Regions from separate parts of the Homo sapiens genome. Here regions 2 and 3 are each linked to region 1. The links are chromatin loops, found by intact Hi-C in ENCODE. Cell type or tissue: dorsolateral prefrontal cortex. All regions are shown on one strand. Links, peaks and the distances in the headings refer to the core of each region. The heading gives the core; the rest is flanking DNA. Region 1 holds the start of FAM225B (family with sequence similarity 225 member B). Region 2 overlaps SLC31A2 (solute carrier family 31 member 2). Region 3 has its middle 35 kb from the start of SLC46A2.

Region 1 (6,649 bases), core at 537-5,536:
CCCGGCTCTGGGGTATGGAGAGCACACAGGAGGCCTGGCTCCTCCTCACCCCTGACTCTACAGAATTGAGTCTCAACTCAAGTCCCACATACAGGTCTTGGCTTTCTTTCCTGTTCCAACCCCAGAGAGGGCACCGATGCCCAGAGTGAGGGGACGGTTACTTGACCTCCAGGTGTGGAGCATCCCTGGCCAGCTGCTGGGAACCCCGCAGACCGAGGGTGTGGCTGGTACAGGGGGAAAGTGAGATCCTCTCCTCCTCTCTCCTGCCAAGAGGGGGCCAAGGAGAGAAGGGCCAGGGAAAGGTCCACTAACAAAACTGAGTGGGGAGGAGGGGTGACAGTCACAGCTTTCTACACGGAATCCTGCATGCCACAGGAAGTGTCCCCACCTGCTTCCATGCTGGGAACACAGTATTAGACCTCGGCACGAGCCACATGTCCCTGCCCACCCCTCGCCCAGAGGGGGATCAGGAACAGGAAGGAGTTTCCAGTGCCATGGACAAGCCCCGGGTGAGCACAGGATGGGGGGTCCTGCTGTGGTGGGTCCTGGGCTGACCGGAGCAGGCCCTAGAAGCAGGCGAGGTGCTGTGCAGTCTGCAGCGTAACTCTGAACTTGACAATGAGGTCTCCCCGCTGAGTGCATACCTTGAGGAAGAGAAGCATCTTTCCATGGAGTCTGCCCCATTGCCTGCCAATGGCATTCGTGCCCATCTAGAGGACCAGCCGCCGCCCCTGCTGGCTGCCAATGTCCTTTCAGGCAAACACGGCACCTTGAGAAAATGAGGCAGAGAGTGAGGGAAGGGTTTGAGTAGGAAAGTCACCAGCTGGTACTGACAAGGACACTGAGGGAACAGTGGTTCCATCTGAGCAGAAGTGTGTGCCAGGGCTTCTCTTGGAGCACAAAGACAATGCTGCAGGGATGGCTTCTGGCCTGGAAACTCCCTTTTTGGAAAGTGACCTGTGGCTCCAGGTAGCTGTTCTGTGTGCGACGGTGCTGAATCTTGTCCTTGTCCTTGGTGGGACCCCCTGTGCTCAGGGTGGAGGAGCTCTCTGTGACCTCCCTGGACCAGGTAGCGCCACGGGAGATCCCCTTCAGGCACTCTTGCACACAGGTCTGCCCCGCCATCTGCAGGAAGCGTGCGGTGTTCCCGGCTCTCCTTAGACACTCTCAGCAGCTGAAGTCACTCCAAGCATCCAAGGGAGGCTTCTCCCTGCACCTCTGGGTCATGTGGTCAAGGCCAATGCAGGGCAGAGGAGTGACCGCTGGAAAAGAAGAGCCCAGATGAAGTGCAGTCACCTACCTGAGGCCGGGCTCCCCTGGAAGTCCCCATGAAGTAAGTCTAGGAAGAAACCACCAGAGGGCCCCTAGATACCCAGTGGGGAGGGAAAGGGCAGTGCGGCTCGTCTTCATGGAGCGATTGCTACAGTGCTGGGATTTCATCACGCCTGCTAGCTTCATTAGTTACTATTCCCATGAAAAAGTAACACAGTAATGCAACATTTTATTTTATTTTATTTTGTTAATTTTTTTTTTGGACGGAATCTTTCTGTGTTGCCCAGGCTGGAGTGCAGTGGCAAGATCTCGGCTCACTGCAACCTCCACCTCCCAGGTTCAAATAATTATCCTGCCTCAGCCTCCCCAGTAGCTGGGATTACAGGCACCCGCCACCATACCTGACCAATTTTTGTATTTTTAGTAGAGACGGGGTTTCACCAGGTTGGCCAGGCTGATCTTGAACCCCTGACCTCAGATGATCTGCCCGCCTTGCCCTCCAAAAGTGCTGAGATTACAGGCGTGAGGCACCATGCCCGGCCTTAATGCAACATTTTAAAAATCAAAATTCATGCTAAATATTCCATTGTGAGCAAAATATCCACATTTTAAATCAAGCCATGGTCAGATCCTGTAACTGCAACACTCTGAGAGTTGTACAAGCGTTGGGCACGATGGGAAACTAAATTTTGGCAAATTCCATTCAACCTATAAAGTTGTCACCAAAGAAAAGGAAAAGTACTCACTTGCGGAATGTTCCAGACAGCTCCCAGGCACACTGCACTGCCAGAGATGGGGGATCTGCTCCCCGAGGACTGGGGCTTTTCCAATGAAGGCCATTTTCCAGTTTCGTCTAAAAGCACAGAAGGACTTCGTGAAATGTTTGGCTTCTTCCTAAGGGAAGGAGGTGCCTACAGCGTTGCCATCACTGCTGCTGGCCACAGGAAGATGCGTACATATCGTCCCGCCCTAAGATCGTGTTTTGAAAGTGGGCGACTTTGGAAATTAACTGAGGCTGTAACCGCAGAGCTGACGGGATGGGGGAGCTGCTCTGATGAGTCTCCAGAGCGGCCCGGTGACCGCAGGAGCTCTGAGTCATCAAAGACCGGGGCCAGGGAGCCTGGAAGAGGAAGGGCCCGCTGCTCCCGGGCCACGCCGGGACACATGAGTTAGGGGCAAAATTTAATGCCGCAACAAAGCGACTCATTTTTTTGGAACTGAGGCTGTTCCAGAACTTCTTACTCACTCTCGGCGCCGCCCCCGCGCTTCCAGGCCCCGGACCCGCCGCAAACACCGCTGGGCTTGGACTCAAACCGCGGTCCGGTCCCACCCGGTCTGGTCCAGTCCCGTTGGAGGCGGCGGTTGGGCTCAGCGCCAGGCGCGCGCCCTCTGCTGGCCGTTGGGAAGCGGCGAGGGAAGCGCTGAGCTCGCGGCCGAGCGGTGGTCGCTCGCCCCCTCGCGGGCTCTCCCGGAATCGCTGACATTCTCCGTCCCTTGCTCTCTGCTCCTGGCTGGGGACGCTCTGCTCCAGCCTTGCCTGCTCCCTTTCCTGGGATACGCCTTGGAGCCATGGCTTAAAAGTAAGGACATCTTCATGCATTTGAGATACCTGAATAGTAGATATCTGAATAGTATCTCCTCTTAGTCAGGCCTGAATACAAAGACCTGCTCCTAGTTCTCTTGGGAAACAGGACATAGTCTCAAAATCCAGAAGACCCAAGACTCCTGTTCCCACCACCACATTCTGCAGGCTTCAACCAGCTGGACATGGAGGGCCATGGTGGTGCGTGAGATAAGATCTCCTGGAGAAACTACTACCCTCCAGCCTTGATCACTATCAGGAAGATGAAAGCAGGAAATCTACTTTGTCCCTGTTTGGGAATCGCTGTCTAAAGGTTCTTCCAAAAATTTGCCCCCATCTGAAGGCAAAGAAATACAGTCTTTGCCTGGGAGGTTTTTAGGGGTGAAATTGAAGTGCTCTTCTTCCACCAGGCGCGATGTATCACGCCTGTAATCCTAGCATTTGGGAGGCTGGAGGTGAGAGAGGTGAGAGGCTGAGGGGGAAGGATCCCTTGAGGCCAAAGTTAGAGACCAGCCTGGGTAACATAACAAGACCCCATCTTAAAAAAAATTACATTACATGAAAATATGGTTTTATTTCCCTTCATGTGACGTTTCCCACAGGAAAACTGTAGAGGAAGTTAAACTTGTGGCTCTTTCTAATCAATTATACAGATGGTTTGCCCAGCTCAAAAAGAAATCGCAACTCTTTTGCCCCGGTTGGCAAATATTAGTACCAAAATCATGGAATTATTTTGACAATATCTTGTACATTATGAGTTACAAAAATGTTTAGAGAGAAGAAAATTTGTATTCCTTGAATGAATATTATTTGTAATATTCTTTGATCTATTACAATGATATAAAATGGCATTTGCTGTTCTTCTGTTTGAACTTATCTTGTGACACTTTCTTCAGAATGGTATTTTGTTAAAACTGGTAGGTATTATAAAAATAAACAGTGACCAGTAGCTTGATTGTATTACAAATTTTTCTTTCATGTAAGAGGTTGGGGCAGGTATTTCTCATCAGGTGACTCACCTGTTTGGCTGTCTCCCAAACAGTGATTTAGAACATGGGTTACCTGGTGTTTTGAGGCTTTGATTACCGTATAACTGATTTTGTAATTGTGGTGCTTAGGTCTATTCCAATCCATGTAAATGGAGCATCCCCAGCCAGGAGCAGAGAGCAAGGGACGGAGAATGTCAGCGATTCCGGGAGAGCCCGCGAGGGGGCGAGCGACCACCGCTCGGCCGCGAGCTCAGCGCTTCCCTCGCCGCTTCCCAACGGCCAGCAGAGGGCGCGCGCCTGGCGCTGAGCCCAACCGCCGCCTCCAACGGGACTGGACCAGACCGGGTGGGACCGGACCGCGGTTTGAGTCCAAGCCCAGCGGTGTTTGCGGCGGGTCCGGGGCCTGGAAGCGCGGGGGCGGCGCCGAGAGTGAGTAAGAAGTTCTGGAACAGCCTCAGTTCCAAAAAAATGAGTCGCTTTGTTGCGGCATTAAATTTTGCCCCTAACTCATGTGTCCCGGCGTGGCCCGGGAGCAGCGGGCCCTTCCTCTTCCAGGCTCCCTGGCCCCGGTCTTTGATGACTCAGAGCTCCTGCGGTCACCGGGCCGCTCTGGAGACTCATCAGAGCAGCTCCCCCATCCCGTCAGCTCTGCGGTTACAGCCTCAGTTAATTTCCAAAGTCGCCCACTTTCAAAACACGATCTTAGGGCGGGACGATATGTACGCATCTTCCTGTGGCCAGCAGCAGTGATGGCAACGCTGTAGGCACCTCCTTCCCTTAGGAAGAAGCCAAACATTTCACGAAGTCCTTCTGTGCTTTTAGACGAAACTGGAAAATGGCCTTCATTGGAAAAGCCCCAGTCCTCGGGGAGCAGATCCCCCATCTCTGGCAGTGCAGTGTGCCTGGGAGCTGTCTGGAACATTCCGCAAGTGAGTACTTTTCCTTTTCTTTGGTGACAACTTTATAGGTTGAATGGAATTTGCCAAAATTTAGTTTCCCATCGTGCCCAACGCTTGTACAACTCTCAGAGTGTTGCAGTTACAGGATCTGACCATGGCTTGATTTAAAATGTGGATATTTTGCTCACAATGGAATATTTAGCATGAATTTTGATTTTTAAAATGTTGCATTAAGGCCGGGCATGGTGCCTCACGCCTGTAATCTCAGCACTTTTGGAGGGCAAGGCGGGCAGATCATCTGAGGTCAGGGGTTCAAGATCAGCCTGGCCAACCTGGTGAAACCCCGTCTCTACTAAAAATACAAAAATTGGTCAGGTATGGTGGCGGGTGCCTGTAATCCCAGCTACTGGGGAGGCTGAGGCAGGATAATTATTTGAACCTGGGAGGTGGAGGTTGCAGTGAGCCGAGATCTTGCCACTGCACTCCAGCCTGGGCAACACAGAAAGATTCCGTCCAAAAAAAAAATTAACAAAATAAAATAAAATAAAATGTTGCATTACTGTGTTACTTTTTCATGGGAATAGTAACTAATGAAGCTAGCAGGCGTGATGAAATCCCAGCACTGTAGCAATCGCTCCATGAAGACGAGCCGCACTGCCCTTTCCCTCCCCACTGGGTATCTAGGGGCCCTCTGGTGGTTTCTTCCTAGACTTACTTCATGGGGACTTCCAGGGGAGCCCGGCCTCAGGTAGGTGACTGCACTTCATCTGGGCTCTTCTTTTCCAGCGGTCACTCCTCTGCCCTGCATTGGCCTTGACCACATGACCCAGAGGTGCAGGGAGAAGCCTCCCTTGGATGCTTGGAGTGACTTCAGCTGCTGAGAGTGTCTAAGGAGAGCCGGGAACACCGCACGCTTCCTGCAGATGGCGGGGCAGACCTGTGTGCAAGAGTGCCTGAAGGGGATCTCCCGTGGCGCTACCTGGTCCAGGGAGGTCACAGAGAGCTCCTCCACCCTGAGCACAGGGGGTCCCACCAAGGACAAGGACAAGATTCAGCACCGTCGCACACAGAACAGCTACCTGGAGCCACAGGTCACTTTCCAAAAAGGGAGTTTCCAGGCCAGAAGCCATCCCTGCAGCATTGTCTTTGTGCTCCAAGAGAAGCCCTGGCACACACTTCTGCTCAGATGGAACCACTGTTCCCTCAGTGTCCTTGTCAGTACCAGCTGGTGACTTTCCTACTCAAACCCTTCCCTCACTCTCTGCCTCATTTTCTCAAGGTGCCGTGTTTGCCTGAAAGGACATTGGCAGCCAGCAGGGGCGGCGGCTGGTCCTCTAGATGGGCACGAATGCCATTGGCAGGCAATGGGGCAGACTCCATGGAAAGATGCTTCTCTTCCTCAAGGTATGCACTCAGCGGGGAGACCTCATTGTCAAGTTCAGAGTTACGCTGCAGACTGCACAGCACCTCGCCTGCTTCTAGGGCCTGCTCCGGTCAGCCCAGGACCCACCACAGCAGGACCCCCCATCCTGTGCTCACCCGGGGCTTGTCCATGGCACTGGAAACTCCTTCCTGTTCCTGATCCCCCTCTGGGCGAGGGGTGGGCAGGGACATGTGGCTCGTGCCGAGGTCTAATACTGTGTTCCCAGCATGGAAGCAGGTGGGGACACTTCCTGTGGCATGCAGGATTCCGTGTAGAAAGCTGTGACTGTCACCCCTCCTCCCCACTCAGTTTTGTTAGTGGACCTTTCCCTGGCCCTTCTCTCCTTGGCCCCCTCTTGGCAGGAGAGAGGAGGAGAGGATCTCACTTTCCCCCTGTACCAGCCACACCCTCGGTCTGCGGGGTTCCCAGCAGCTGGCCAGGGATGCTCCACACCTGGAGGTCAAGTAACCGTCCCCTCACTCTG
Region 2 (6,649 bases), core at 954-5,953, 53 kb after region 1:
ATGAAGGCATCAAGGTTGGCAAAGCCAAGCTGCTCAACCAGGTACTGGTGAACCTGCCAACCTCCATCAGCCAGCAGACCATCGCAGAGACAGACGGGGACTCTGCAGGCTCAGATTCATTCCCTGTTGGCAGAACCCACCACAGGTACAGGCAGTGGGTATGGGAAAGGGGCAGAAGCCTCACATTCACCCTGAGAGACAGGCTGGCCCAGACAGCATTAGCCCCACTTCACAGAGAGGACAGCGAGGCCCAGGGAAGGACCAGGACTTGCCAAAGTGGCTACACATAGCCAAGTGAACTAGAGCTCATGTCTCCTGATGCCCAGGCCAAAGCACTCTGTGAACAGCCAGCCACTTGAGAGGCTCAGAAGGCTTTCTTTAGGGAACAGTGATCTTCAGGTGCAGGCCCCTATCTAGCAAATGAGGTGGCCACCCACCCTCCCCCAAATCTCACCAGTTCCATGGGTCACTAGGCTCCCATATCCAGGAGGGGATCTGCAGCTGTCCTGAAGCAATGTATCCCACTTGGTGGGAGGAGGATGACAAGCTCTCCTCTCCTCCCTTCCCACTCGAATCAGGCAACCATTTAGGGTCCCTGTTCTGCCCTCTGTCCAGCCCCAGCCTCACCTGTGCTTAATAAGCCTGCCCGCTCCATCACTAGCCACCCTACATGGGTGTCTCAGATCTTCACAACTGCACTGCAAGGGAAGTATTCTCATTCCTGTTTTACTGATAAGGAATCTTACGTTCAGAGAGGTTAAGACATTTGTCTAGGCCACTTTTAGTTAGTGGCAGGTCTAGGAACTGATAATGTCACCTAAGACCATGCTTTTTCTTTCCATTGTCATACTGCCTCCCGAAGTAGATTCAGGGGGGAAATATGCCTTACTGATGATTTTCTCTTATTCCTTATCAGAAAGACAGATTATAGATACCCTCATTTTCCCCTTTGCCTAGGATGCCAGGAAGCTTGAAACCAAATGTAGTGAAGATATGTCTCTTTAAAAATAAATCTCGAGTTTTTTCTGGGGGCGGGGGTGGGAGGGGCAGAAAGAAATCACTCCTGGGTTAAGCATACAAGTTATAAATCAATCGGGTCACGTAACTCAACAGCTTTCTACTCCCTGATATCTACTCCCAGCTTCCTCATTACCAGCTCATTACCAGGATTAACTTGCTTCTCCTTTTTATCTAGGTGGTATTTGTGTCACTTTGGCCAGTCTCTAATCCATGTCATCCAGGTGGTCATCGGCTACTTCATCATGCTGGCCGTAATGTCCTACAACACCTGGATTTTCCTTGGTGTGGTCTTGGGCTCTGCTGTGGGCTACTACCTAGCTTACCCACTTCTCAGCACAGCTTAGCTGGTGAGGAACGTGCAGGCACTGAGGCTGGAGGGACATGGAGCCCCCTCTTCCAGACACTATACTTCCAACTGCCCTTTCTTCTGATGGCTATTCCTCCACCTTATTCCCAGCCCCTGGAAACTTTGAGCTGAAGCCAGCACTTGCTCCCTGGAGTTCGGAAGCCATTGCAGCAACCTTCCTTCTCAGCCAGCCTACGTAGGGCCCAGGCATGGTCTTGTGTCTTAAGACAGCTGCTGTGACCAAAGGGAGAATGGAGATAACAGGGGTGGCAGGGTTACTGAGCCCATGACAATGCTTCTCTGTGACTCAAACCAGGAATTTCCAAAGATTTCAAGCCAGGGAGAAGGGTTCTTGGTGATGCAGGGCATGGAACCTGGACACCCTCAGCTCTCCTGCTTTGTGCCTTATCTACAGGAGCATCGCCCATTGGACTTCCTGACCTCTTCTGTCTTTGAGGGACAGAGACCAAGCTAGATCCTTTTTCTCACCTTTCTGCCTTTGGAACACATGAAGATCATCTCGTCTATGGATCATGTTGACAAACTAAGTTTTTTTTATTTTTCCCATTGAACTCCTAGTTGGCAATTTTGCACATTCATACAAAAAAATTTTTAATGAAATGATTTCATTGATTCATGATGGATGGCAGAAACTGCTGAGACCTATTTCCCTTTCTTGGGGAGAGAATAAGTGACAGCTGATTAAAGGCAGAGACACAGGACTGCTTTCAGGCTCCTGGTTTATTCTCTGATAGACTGAGCTCCTTCCACCAGAAGGCACTGCCTGCAGGAAGAAGATGATCTGATGGCCGTGGGTGTCTGGGAAGCTCTTCGTGGCCTCAATGCCCTCCTTTATCCTCATCTTTCTTCTATGCAGAACAAAAAGCTGCATCTAATAATGTTCAATACTTAATATTCTCTATTTATTACTTACTGCTTACTCGTAATGATCTAGTGGGGAAACATGATTCATTCACTTAAAATACTGATTAAGCCATGGGCAGGTACTGACTGAAGATGCAATCCAACCAAAGCCATTACATTTTTTGAGTTAGATGGGACTCTCTGGATAGTTGAACCTCTTCACTTTATAAAAAAGGAAAGAGAGAAAATCACTGCTGTATACTAAATACCTCACAGATTAGATGAAAAGATGGTTGTAAGCTTTGGGAATTAAAAACAAACAAATACATTTTAGTAAATATATATTTTTAAATAGTCTATGACTGTTCTGTTCTCCTAATTCCAACAGAAAGCACATGAACCCTTGTAACAACTGCAGGGGCTGAGTGGGGCTAATAGAACTGGTAGTACTCTTTATAAGCCTGTCTGAGGACAGAGTCCATCCATCTGCTACAAAGACAACTCTGCTCAGGGAAACCCAGCCCTGAAATGCTGCACCCAGGTAGACACCCCAGAATGCCAACTGAGGCAAGTCAAGTCATTCTTCATTCATGTAACAAGTATTAATTGAGTACATGCTATAAGAAAAGTAACTGTCACACGGACTTTAAGCACCTGTGTTGGCACAATTACTCAGCATCTTCTCTCCCTGCGGGCAGAAGCAAATATAATAGCCACTAGTTAATTTACAATAAGAAATAACTGCCCTAGAAAGTAGACTATGTCACACCTTTAGGACTGATCAGGGCATTCCCCCATGTTTGCAGGGAACTGGAAAGCTGCCTGGTGTCTCAAGAAGCCTGTTTCTAAAAGCATCACCGCCCCTTCCCCCAACCAGTGACAGTCAGGCTGTGCTGGCCAAGAGCCCAGGCTCTGGAATCAGATGGCCAGGATTTGAATTCTTGTGCTGAGGCTTCCTAGATATGTAACTTTGGGCAAATTACTTTACCTCTCTAAGTCTCAGTTTTCTCCTCTATAAAATGGTGATAACACTGTCTTCTGCAGTGGTTGCTGGAGATAAGCCAGTCTGTGAAAGTGCCAAACAGCACCGCCTTTTGTTAAGCAACAAAGAAATAATTAGTTCTCACTGCCTCCCAGGTCCGCACACGGGAGACATATCCAAAGCCTGCAAGGATGATGCCAGGCCAGATGAAGTGGAATTTTGGGTCCTATCTTTTAAAACATTTAAAATCAAGAAACATTTTTTATTAAAATTAATTATTCTGTTTTTTTAAAGACTGATTGCATAATCTTTGGAAGATCCTGGAATCAAGAAAATGACCACAAGTATTTTCTCACTACTGTTCTCTGCATAAGTCCTGGTCCCATGAGTTCTAAGGGAATGGAAGCTGCTCTCAAAGTGAAGAATCCCTCAGGTGCCATGAACAATGGAAAGAAGGGACCCTCTCACCTTCTTTGCATGGCTTCCTAGACTGCAGGACTAAGCCTGCAGGAGCAAGAGGATGACTGGACTGGTCCTCACAGAACCATCATGCCCCAGGGATGAGCTAGGACTACAGTGGTGACTTTCTTTGAAAGCCTAAAAGTTCCAGGGTTAGGTATCAAAGGGAGTAAATATGCCACAACGTTTTGTGCACATTAACTGACCCAGATCTGTAAGACTCCTACCCTTAGATTCCCAAAAGAGCACAGACAGCCCTTGGAACCAAACTCAATTTTTCTCCAAGGGCTTGGGTCAAGTTTCATTATAGACATTTATTTTAGTTTTATTTTCAAAGTCATTGACCTCTTGTATCAGATTTAAGGCAAAGAAGAAGATACATGTCCCAGGACTATAGGCCAGGCTGTTGACTGCACTGGGATTTAGATGGTGTAATCTCCCTTAGTTCTACCAGGGAGACCTCAGCCCAGGTCTTGTTGCCGGGGCACAGTTGAGCACTGGATTCAGGTAGAGGAGGGCTCCCAGGTCAGTCTGAGAGTTAATGAAGAGATTAAAAAGTCTGGCAGAGGACAGGACTCTTACAGGTGACTGGCTTGGAGGGGAACCTACCAGTCCTTCTTCCAACTTGCTGCTGAAATCCCAGTGTTCTTGAAGACAGGGTTATGATCCTCTTCACCAGGTCTGGCGGGGGTGGGGCTCAGAAGGTGGCCAACCCACCCTCTGAGCCCAAATATTGTTCCCAGAATGCTCACCTTGACCTCACCCTGTGGTTCGCCTAGACCCAGGGTTGGCTGTGCAAAATCATGCTTAGGGAAGGGTTGCAGAGAAACCTTTGCACCAGTTTCCTGGGTCTTCATCCCAGCCAGTCAATGTCATCGTCATCATCATCATCTCCAAAAAGGGGCGTTGGGGGCGGGCGTCCCTTCATGCTCTGATAAAACAGGAAAGAGCAGTCAGTCCTCACTTGTGCCTGCACCACTGGACTTTCCACCTGTGAGTGGAAGCAATCCAACTTCTGTTCCCAGCTCTGGGTCAGAAAGGAGGTTGTACTGACAGGGCCAACTCTGAGGCCAGCAAACCTAGGCTTCCAGATAAAGCTGAGACCAGCAGGCAGAGAAGGGAGGCAGTCTTTCAACAGAGACAAAAGATGAACTTTGTTTGGCTAATCTCATCATTTATTTATGAAGCACATGTACTGATTTGACAGATTTTCCTCTCATGCAGTAACTTACACATTTTGTGTGGAGAAAGAAGGGTCAAAGAGGAAACACTGGAGCAGTAGGAAGAAACAGAAGCAAAGCAGCCCTGAGAGAGCGAGAGGAAGTGGGAAGAAGGGAGGTTGGGAAGAAGACAATCACATATGGAAAAATACTGTCGTCGTGGCCTAAGGTGGCCTGACTGGCTCTGGGTGTGATCCCATCATTTGAAAGAGTTGAATTTGGAGGCTTGGCCAACTGGAGAATCCTAAGAGGTGAAGAACACGGGGCCACAGCCTCCCACACCTCTAGCCTGACTGGCACCACCCTCGCTCCTTCCAGCTAAGGTAGTGGGGGTGAAAGGGACTGATGGGCCATGAGAGACCCTCTCTTTTCACAGCTTGAGCTCCTGGCCTTTCTCCTCTGGCTTGGCAAGGGAACAGGACCTACCCGGCTAGCAGGGATTGATGCTACAGACAGGCACGAACTGAATAGTCTCTACTAAGGCATTCTCTGCTCTGGTGAGCAACTGCCAACCAGAATCCATCTTCACAGGGCCAGGCAAAAGGGAAGGCAGCGTGATGTGTATACAAGTCTCTGGGCTAATCCCACGTCACTACCAATTAGCCAGACCTCGTACTTCTCTCTGGACATCAATGACGTGATCTCTAACTCTGACAGTATAGGATTTTCAAGTGTGGCTCACAGCTTCTGTTTTGTCCTGACTAAAGTTCTGGCTCTACATTTACTAGCTATATAAGCTTAGTTAAATTATTTAATCTTCCTGAGCCTCAGCCCTCTGATATATAAAATGGGATAAAAGTACCTACCTCATTGGATTAGTAGATTAAATGACAACATCTGTGAAGTCGTTTTCAGAGTACCCAAGAACTACATGTTAACTGGACAGTATTGGTACTAATACCAATAATATGCTCACTAATTAAAAGCTTCCAACTATATTTAGGGCAGTCACTTAGAATATACTCAATTTGGTTTTTCCCCCTTTTTTCCTTTTTTTAAGGGCAGAATTGCTATTCTGGATTCTCAAATGAAAATTTAACTCTTGAGAAGAAAGACTCATGGAAGGAACTGGTACATTCCCCAAAGGAACACAGGCAAGAGGGAAGGGCTCCGATACATGCAAGCTGGAGCATAGATCCATCACAGCTCTCTGCTCAAGGTTTTGGCAAAAGGCAAAATCCACTCTGGCTGATACATGAGGGGACAAAATTTGCCCCATTCACCCTCATATTTCTGTCCTTTAGATGGACTGAGCCTGAAGCCCACCTGTGTTCTCCATATGCATTTCAGAGCAGTCAAAATGGCCTAGGGACAGCCAGAACGGTTGTAACCTAGCACAGCGGGGAGCAGCAGAGGCGAGAACCGGGGTTCTAATTCAGTCCCTATCAGTGCCCTCCTCTCCTGGCCTTCACTCTTGTTCTGTGAAGCTATGCTATTAATACTGAACCCATTTTGTGCCCAGGGATATTGTGATGACAAAACAAGGCAGCAGGAAAGCAGGCTGAGTAAGTGGAAAATGCTCAGGAACAGGAGGTCTTTACAGGAGCCTGGGGATTAGTCCTAGCTTTGCCATTAACTCACTCTGTGGCTTTGGGTAAATCATCATTTTGAGCCTCAGGTTTTTTATCTATGAATAAGGATGCCAGGCAAGATGATCTTCAAAGTCCTTTCCAATTCTAAAATATAAATAATATCCTAGCAGATTTGGGGAAAACTAAGGCTTCAGCATTCCAATGTGGGGCTAAGCAGCTCAGCTTT
Region 3 (6,649 bases), core at 913-5,912, 190 kb before region 1:
GGAGAAAATCAGAATGGCAAAGAATAAAAAGGTGGCCAATAGCCCACTGGCTACAATGAAGCCATGATCACTCATACAGCAGCTGCAGGAGTTTAAACTGATGGCCCCTTTGGAGGCCCAAATTTTGCATTTGTGTGTGTGTGTGTACACACACCTAAGTTTTCTGTGAAGTCCATACTCTTTAATACCTACTTCTACTCCTAGGAATGTATTCTACAGAACTGTTCATTCAAGTACATAAAGCTGTATATGTGTTATATGTACAAGGGTGTTCATTTTTTATAAAAGAGCAAATATTGCAAACTTCTAACAGCTGACTGATAATAGTACTGCTCTACAATGGAACACTATAAAACTGTTAACAATATATGCTGGCTATCTTTTCACTTTTTTTTTGAAAATTTTTATTGTGGTAAAAGCGTATTTAACATAAAATTTGCCATTTTAACCATTTTAAGTGTACAATTCATTGGCATTAATTACATTTACAATATTGTGCAACCATTACCTCTGTTCCCAAAACTCTTTTTCATCACCTCAAATAGAAACTCTATGACCATAAAGCAATAACTTCCCATTTCCTCCCTCTATCACCAGTCTCTGGTAAGCTTTAATCTACTTTCCATCTCTCTGAATTTGTCTATTCTAGATATTTTATATAAACTGTCCTATTGCTAGTTTTGATCAAATGGAAATATACTGTTTTGAAAGAAGAAAGCGTAGTTACAGAAGAAAATAAGCTTAAAAACTAGGAAAATGAATTTTGGTAAGTAAGATCCCCTTTAGAAAAAACAGGGAAGAAACTGAAAAACTGTAGACTATTTCACATTTTTTGTTACCAAAAAATGAGGTGAGTCAAGCCCCTAGTTGGAATCTGGCCAAGTTGAGTTGAGGGCTGGGTGAAGGTTGAGCTGTTAGCGCACCAGCATCAGCTGCTCTGGAAATGTGGACACAAATCACAAGAATCATGATTTAATGTTTCTGTTTTAATCAGGAGAAAACACATACAAAGGAAGCAAATAATCACTAGAGGCCTAGCAAGTGGTTGACCACCCTGTCTTGGAAAGAAGGGCTGGGATGAGGTTTGGGGGTCTGGAGCTGAAGGACAGACTTTGAGTCTTATGTCAAATGATTGTTCTATAGTTTGTAACTTGCAAACTTCTGGGTTACATGCAAACCTCTTGTATTGTCCATTAACTTGGGTCATGGTTAAGATAGATTATCAATAAATATGTATGGGTTCAAAAAAATTAAGTTGTCCTATTGTATCTAGCTTATTTCATTTAACATAATGTTTTCAAGGTCTGTCCATGTTGAGTATGGTCAGAACTTTACTCCTTTTTAGGGCTGAATCCATTTCATTGTGTGCTTGTACCTCATTTTATTTATCCATTCATCTGTTCATGGACACTTGGGTTGTTTCCACATTTTGGCTGCTGTGAACAATGCTGTAATGAACATGAGTGGACCAATATTTGTATGATTTCCTGTTTTAACTCTTTGGGGTGTATACCCTGGAGTAGAATTTCTGGGTTGTGCAGAAATTCTATGTTGGGGCTTTTGGGGGAATTGCCAAATTGTTTTTCACCTCGACTTCACCATTGTACATTCACAGCAGCAATGTGCAAGAGTTTCACTTTCTCTGTATCCTCACCAACACTTGTTATTTTCTATTTTTTCCCTTCTGAGGTTTGCTGACTTAGAAGGTGTGAATTCATATTATTTTTTAGGTTAAATAAAAATCATGTTTCAGAATAAGATATAGTGGTGTATCCTACCAGAGATGATGTATTACTAGAGATTAAGTTTGTAGGTCCTCTTCCCCCACCAATCTTCTGTTACAATGAACCAATCATTCCACTCCTTGTATTTATTAGAGGTAGCTTCTGAAGAAGCTCCCTAAGAAAGAGTAGGTCCCTTAGAAAAATTACTTAGGGTATCCTTCCTTAGAAGGTAAGACAGGGGTTCCCCTGGAGTCCCTGAGTGTAGCCTCCTTTTGGGGAGGGGGACAAGTGAGTAGCCCCATTGTCTGGGGAAAGGGAAAACAGTCTGGCTCTGTTTTGAGGGCTTAAAGGAAAAAGTGGAGTGGGTTTCCGGGAAGGAATGGAGACAATTGTTTTGTTTGTGAGGTGATGGCCACTGGAACCAGATCTGATTCCCTGCTCTTCTGGGGCCCATGGAAACCTGGAGATTGCCTGCGATCAGGGGAAGGAAGGGAGGGTGACCATTCAGAACTATACCCTTAGGAGCACTGTGTTACTGTTGCAATCAGCTCTTCTCAATCTTTTCCAAATTATGGGACGACTGTAATAATCTTATAGATGGAGATATTAAATCAAAGAGAAGTTGACCATTTTTAAACCTTGGAGAGGCTGCTTCTGGCTGAAGTTACTGGGAGAAGCAATGAAAGAAAAGACAACTTACACTTCTTCACTTCATCTACCAAAATATGCAGTTCTATTTTCGTTTATAGAAACTTCAGGTGATAGATCAGTGATCAACAGTGCCCTGGGAACAGTGCTCCCACGTTTTTCTACACCCCTGACTTTTGCTTCTATGATACTGACTTTTTAAAGAGACAATTATCTTTTTAAACACCCCACCTTCTGGATTTGTTTGATAATTTTCTCACAGTGTTTTTTAACCTGTTTCTGTATCCCTTGAATTTCCTCTAAATTGGAGACTAGGGCTAAAGGCTTAAGTTCAAGTTTACATTTTTAGCAAGAATGTGTCGTAGGCGATGCGGTGGGAGTCATTTTGTATCACATAAGGAGACACAATGTCAGATTGCCCCACTATTGATGATGCTTAATCATTTGATTTGGATGGTGACCGCCAGATGTCACCATTGTAAAGCATGTTTTCCCTTCTGCCATATCGAGTGACCTGTGTAATCTCTTGAAAAATATTCGTGTCGACAAATCCTGTTTAGAATTTTCAAGTACCCGCTGCCCTCCACAACACTTTAATGAATTTGAGACTGTCTTTGTCATCTTGATACACAGTGCTCTGTAATTTATCCTTAAGTGGCTCAAACATGTCAAAATAAAAACTCACAGGATTATGCTAGACACCTAACTTCACAGTGCTCACACCACAGGGAAGGACCACCTTAGTCACTGTGAGAATTCACCATAATGGGCTGGTTGTTATTTTCCCCAGGAAGGGAGGGAAAATGGCTGCCATTGTAAACTGAGGAGCATAGAAATAAGACCAGCTTTGAGGAGGAACGGTGTTTTCTTCTTCTTTTTAAAGATATTTACATGTCAGCGGGTTTTACTTCTTGGAGGTAAATCACTTTCTAAATTTCTCCTTGGACTGTTCATTATAAAGTTGCTGTTTAATCTTCCTGGAACATAACCTTCAATTTTAAAGAATGCAAAGCTTTGTATTATTTGTTTAGTGAATCTATAGCGGTGCTTCCCAGCTTCCCAGTATTTTTCAGATTATTAGCATACATAGAAAGTGATAATATTGACATGATGCACTGTGGTGTGCTAGAGGAGCTTTAGGGGCATCATGTGGGACTTATTTTTCATTATATAATTATAATAAATATAAAATGCACATATTAGAAAATATATTAAAGATTCGATTTACAGGAAATTTCCAAAGACACTCTAAGTTTTTTTTTTTTTTCAAATGAAAAAACTTCAGCTTTCTACTATCAGTTTTTATGCTGGAAATACTGCCGTGAAATTTATGATTAAGAGTTTTAAGTAAAAACCTCTTCAAATTCTTGATAGCGCTCATCAGTGAAACTCTGCATCAGTAGGTGACCAAGTGTTTAACCATTTTTCTTCACAACCTTTGAGATTTTCTAAAAGTTAAAATTACAGTTAACATCACTTATTTTCTTTCATTGACAAATGTAAAGTTGAAATTTTGTGGTAAATTCATTTCAAATCCAATGGAACTTTTTTATATTCAGTATTTCAAAGCAATAATGAAGTTCTTATGAGCAGATCATCCACACATGGTTGGAAGAGTCATCTGGAGTTGCCCAGGCAACACTAAAAGGATTTCAGCTGCAAATGGCTAGCCTACATTTGAAGACGGATTTGTCCCCCACCCCACTACCCTCCGGCCCAGTTGCAAATAAAAGCATAAAGAATAATTCACCAACCCTCTCTGGGCACACCATCCAGCTTCAGTAATTAACATTTGACAATCTTTTTTTTCTTTTTTTTTTTTTTGAGATGGAGTCTCGCTCTGTGGCCCAGGCTGGAGTGCAGTGGCCTGATCTCAGCTCACTGCAACCTCTGCCTTCCAGTTCAAGTGATTCTCCTTCCTCAGGCTCCTGAGTAGTGGGGATTACAGGCGCATTCCACCATGCCTGGTTAATTTTTTGTATTTTTAGTAGAGATGGGGTTTCACCATGTTGGCCAAACTGGTCTCAAACTCCTGACCTCAAGAGATCCGCCCGCCTCAGCCTCCCAAAGTGCTGGGATTACAGGTGTGAGTCACTGCGCCCAACCAAGACAATCTCAATACATCTATTCTTGCCCCATGTTTAAAAATACTAACCAGAGTAGTATGAATCAAGAACCAGACATCGTGTCATTTTATTCAGAAATACTTCAGTATGTAAAAACACCTCATCATTAGTACACCTGACAAAAGTCAACATAATTCCCTTTATTAGGTGATATTCAAATGTATCTGTTGTTTCAAAAGAAGCATGTTAGTTGAATTATCTGAATCCAAAGTCCATTCATGGCATTTCATTGTTTCTTAAGTCTCCAAGTTCTTAAAAAATTTCCCACCCTTCTATCCCATTTCTTTCATGGAGAACTGGGGTATTTGCACTGTAGACTGTTCAACATGACATTCCAAATTTGCTGGGTTTTTCCTCTGGCTCCCACATTTCCTGAAATGGTTAGTTAGATCAAGAGGTTTGATGAGATTCAGGCTCAATTCTTTTTTAGGTGTGAAGCCCTCACAGCTGGTGCTGACTGGTTTCGGCTGCCTTGCATTAGGAAGCTTGTGTCTGTTGGTTCCACTTTGAGCGATGTCAAGACTAATTAGGAGGTTTACAGTTGACCATCTATTCCACCCACTATAAAGTTGCAATCAACTTTTCTCCTAATGGTCTAGCATCCCTTGATGGTTGTTGCCTAGATACAGGAGCTGCAAATGTCAATTTTTAAATCCTATTATTTCTTCCTTATTTATTTGCTGGAATGTTTCTGTAAATAGAAATTAACCTCATCAGCTCTGAAATACAGATTGTACGGAAAGGCAGATACATATTTGATTTTTCCCCTTTCTTTGTTGTTTTTCATAGTGTTGAGTTGTCCTAGCACCCTCCCGGGATGATCAATGGGGTTTAAAAATTTCTTTTAACTATCATTATAAGCTCATGTTTTGTGCTTCAGTCCATTGTAGTCCATGACACTGGTGCTTGAATTGTCCCATTTTAAGCCAGAGGGAACCTCCTCAAGTTGGTTTCTGAGTGCTTATTGACAAGGCCTTAGTGGTTTTTATGGTTTGTCTTTTGCTTTTTAGCACAGCAAGGCATCCCAGGATTACCTTGGATATGTCCTGCCCCAGAGATCAGCCATTTTGTCAAAGATCCCCAGTTTCTTCTAGTGAATTTACATTCTTTTTACAGTCCCCCCACTTTCTATTATATTTGGATTATTAATAATGGCTATTTAAATTTTCTATATTCTCATTATTTGTTTATCTGATATGTCCTTTTCTGGGTTAAAAATTCCATTATGCTTATGATCTTATCCATTTTCATTTATTGTTCTAAGAGATTTTACTAAGATGAAAATAATTTTGGAAGTGCAAAGAGCACATGCAAGAAATGTTCAGGAAAATATGGGTTAAATGGTTGATTTTTCAGGGAAAAGCTGTTTTTTGAGAGGTTGGGGGTGGGTAGAAGACTTGAGGATGGTGATGCTTGATTGTGGGGACCATTCATCTTGCAAGAATTCAATTAAAATTTGAAAACACTGAAAAATTGTAAACAGGACTTTCCATTGAATACTGTTGAGGAAATGTACTTTGAGAGGTGAATGAAACCAGGTAGTGAGACTCGCTTGAGGGGTTGCACTAGGTCAAAGAATTAGTGAGGTGTTTTCCTACTAGCCACTTTCAATCTTTTACATAGGTTCTGTGCAACTCTCTTCCAATGCCCCAACTGCTACACAAACAACATCTTTCAGGATCTTGAATCCCCAGAGGAAATTCTATTTGATTACACCCAAATCACAGTGGGATCTTGCCCTAAGCATCAAAGAGTGCCAGCTTCTGAGATTTATATAAAGCCTTTCTCTGCCAACACTGGGCAAACATACTTCTGCCTGCAGAGACCTGGACAAACATCCAAGTTTGGAGATATGAGTGGAAAACAGGTAACAAAAACCAGCATCCCTTTATCTGACTCCCCTGTTGCCATTGGCCCACTCCATTTAGAATCTGAAACTATAATTTAGATGCAGTCTGGGGCTCAGAAGAAAGAAGTAGAGAGCAAACCAGCTATAGAGCAGGATAAAGAAGAGTAGTCCTGTGAGAATGGGGCAGATCTCCAGTGTTCCAGGCGGATGCTGATGGATTTGTTAGGGCTGGGGAGGTCCAGGAGGCCCACAAGATCCAAGAGCCTTCCTATCTGGCAAGGGTGGGAGGGTGGGGAAGTCCA

Evidence for each region. Peaks named below come from ENCODE experiments on the same cell type or tissue, not always from the same donor. Only the 100,000 strongest peaks of a DNase experiment are listed, where the experiment ranks them.
Region 2: a loop joins it to region 1, with 4 times the contacts of the local background. A loop is called at or near these places in 6 of 110 quality-filtered maps.
Region 3: a loop joins it to region 1, with 20 times the contacts of the local background. A loop is called at or near these places in 42 of 110 quality-filtered maps.

What each region holds. Positions count from the first base shown.
Region 1 is chr9:113,108,892-113,115,540 of GRCh38, forward strand. FAM225B (family with sequence similarity 225 member B) reads right to left here and starts at 2,786. Exons shown (of 3, transcript NR_024376.1): 1 at 2,519-2,786; 2 at 2,019-2,125; 3 at 1-1,262. FAM225A (family with sequence similarity 225 member A) reads left to right here and starts at 4,005. Exons shown (of 3, transcript NR_024366.1): 1 at 4,005-4,272; 2 at 4,666-4,772; 3 at 5,529-6,649. In dorsolateral prefrontal cortex, for the core only: CTCF peaks have their summits at 2,806 and 3,978; no DNase peak of the experiment used is centred there; H3K27ac peaks cover 306 bases.
Region 2 is chr9:113,161,554-113,168,202 of GRCh38, forward strand. It overlaps SLC31A2 (solute carrier family 31 member 2), which reads left to right. Exons shown (of 4, transcript NM_001860.3): 3 at 1-145; 4 at 1,196-2,587. The coding sequence ends at 1,364. FKBP15 (FKBP prolyl isomerase family member 15) reads right to left here. Exons shown (of 28, transcript NM_015258.2): 28 at 1-4,602. The coding sequence ends at 4,525. Among named protein-coding and RNA genes, the nearest start is that of SLC31A2, 14 kb to the left of the region's middle. In dorsolateral prefrontal cortex, for the core only: no CTCF peak of the experiment used is centred there; a DNase peak (open chromatin) is centred at 3,108; H3K27ac peaks cover 3,972 bases.
Region 3 is chr9:112,922,417-112,929,065 of GRCh38, forward strand. No RefSeq gene overlaps it. Among named protein-coding and RNA genes, the nearest start is that of SLC46A2, 35 kb to the left of the region's middle. In dorsolateral prefrontal cortex, for the core only: a CTCF peak has its summit at 2,849 (motif pointing right); no DNase peak of the experiment used is centred there.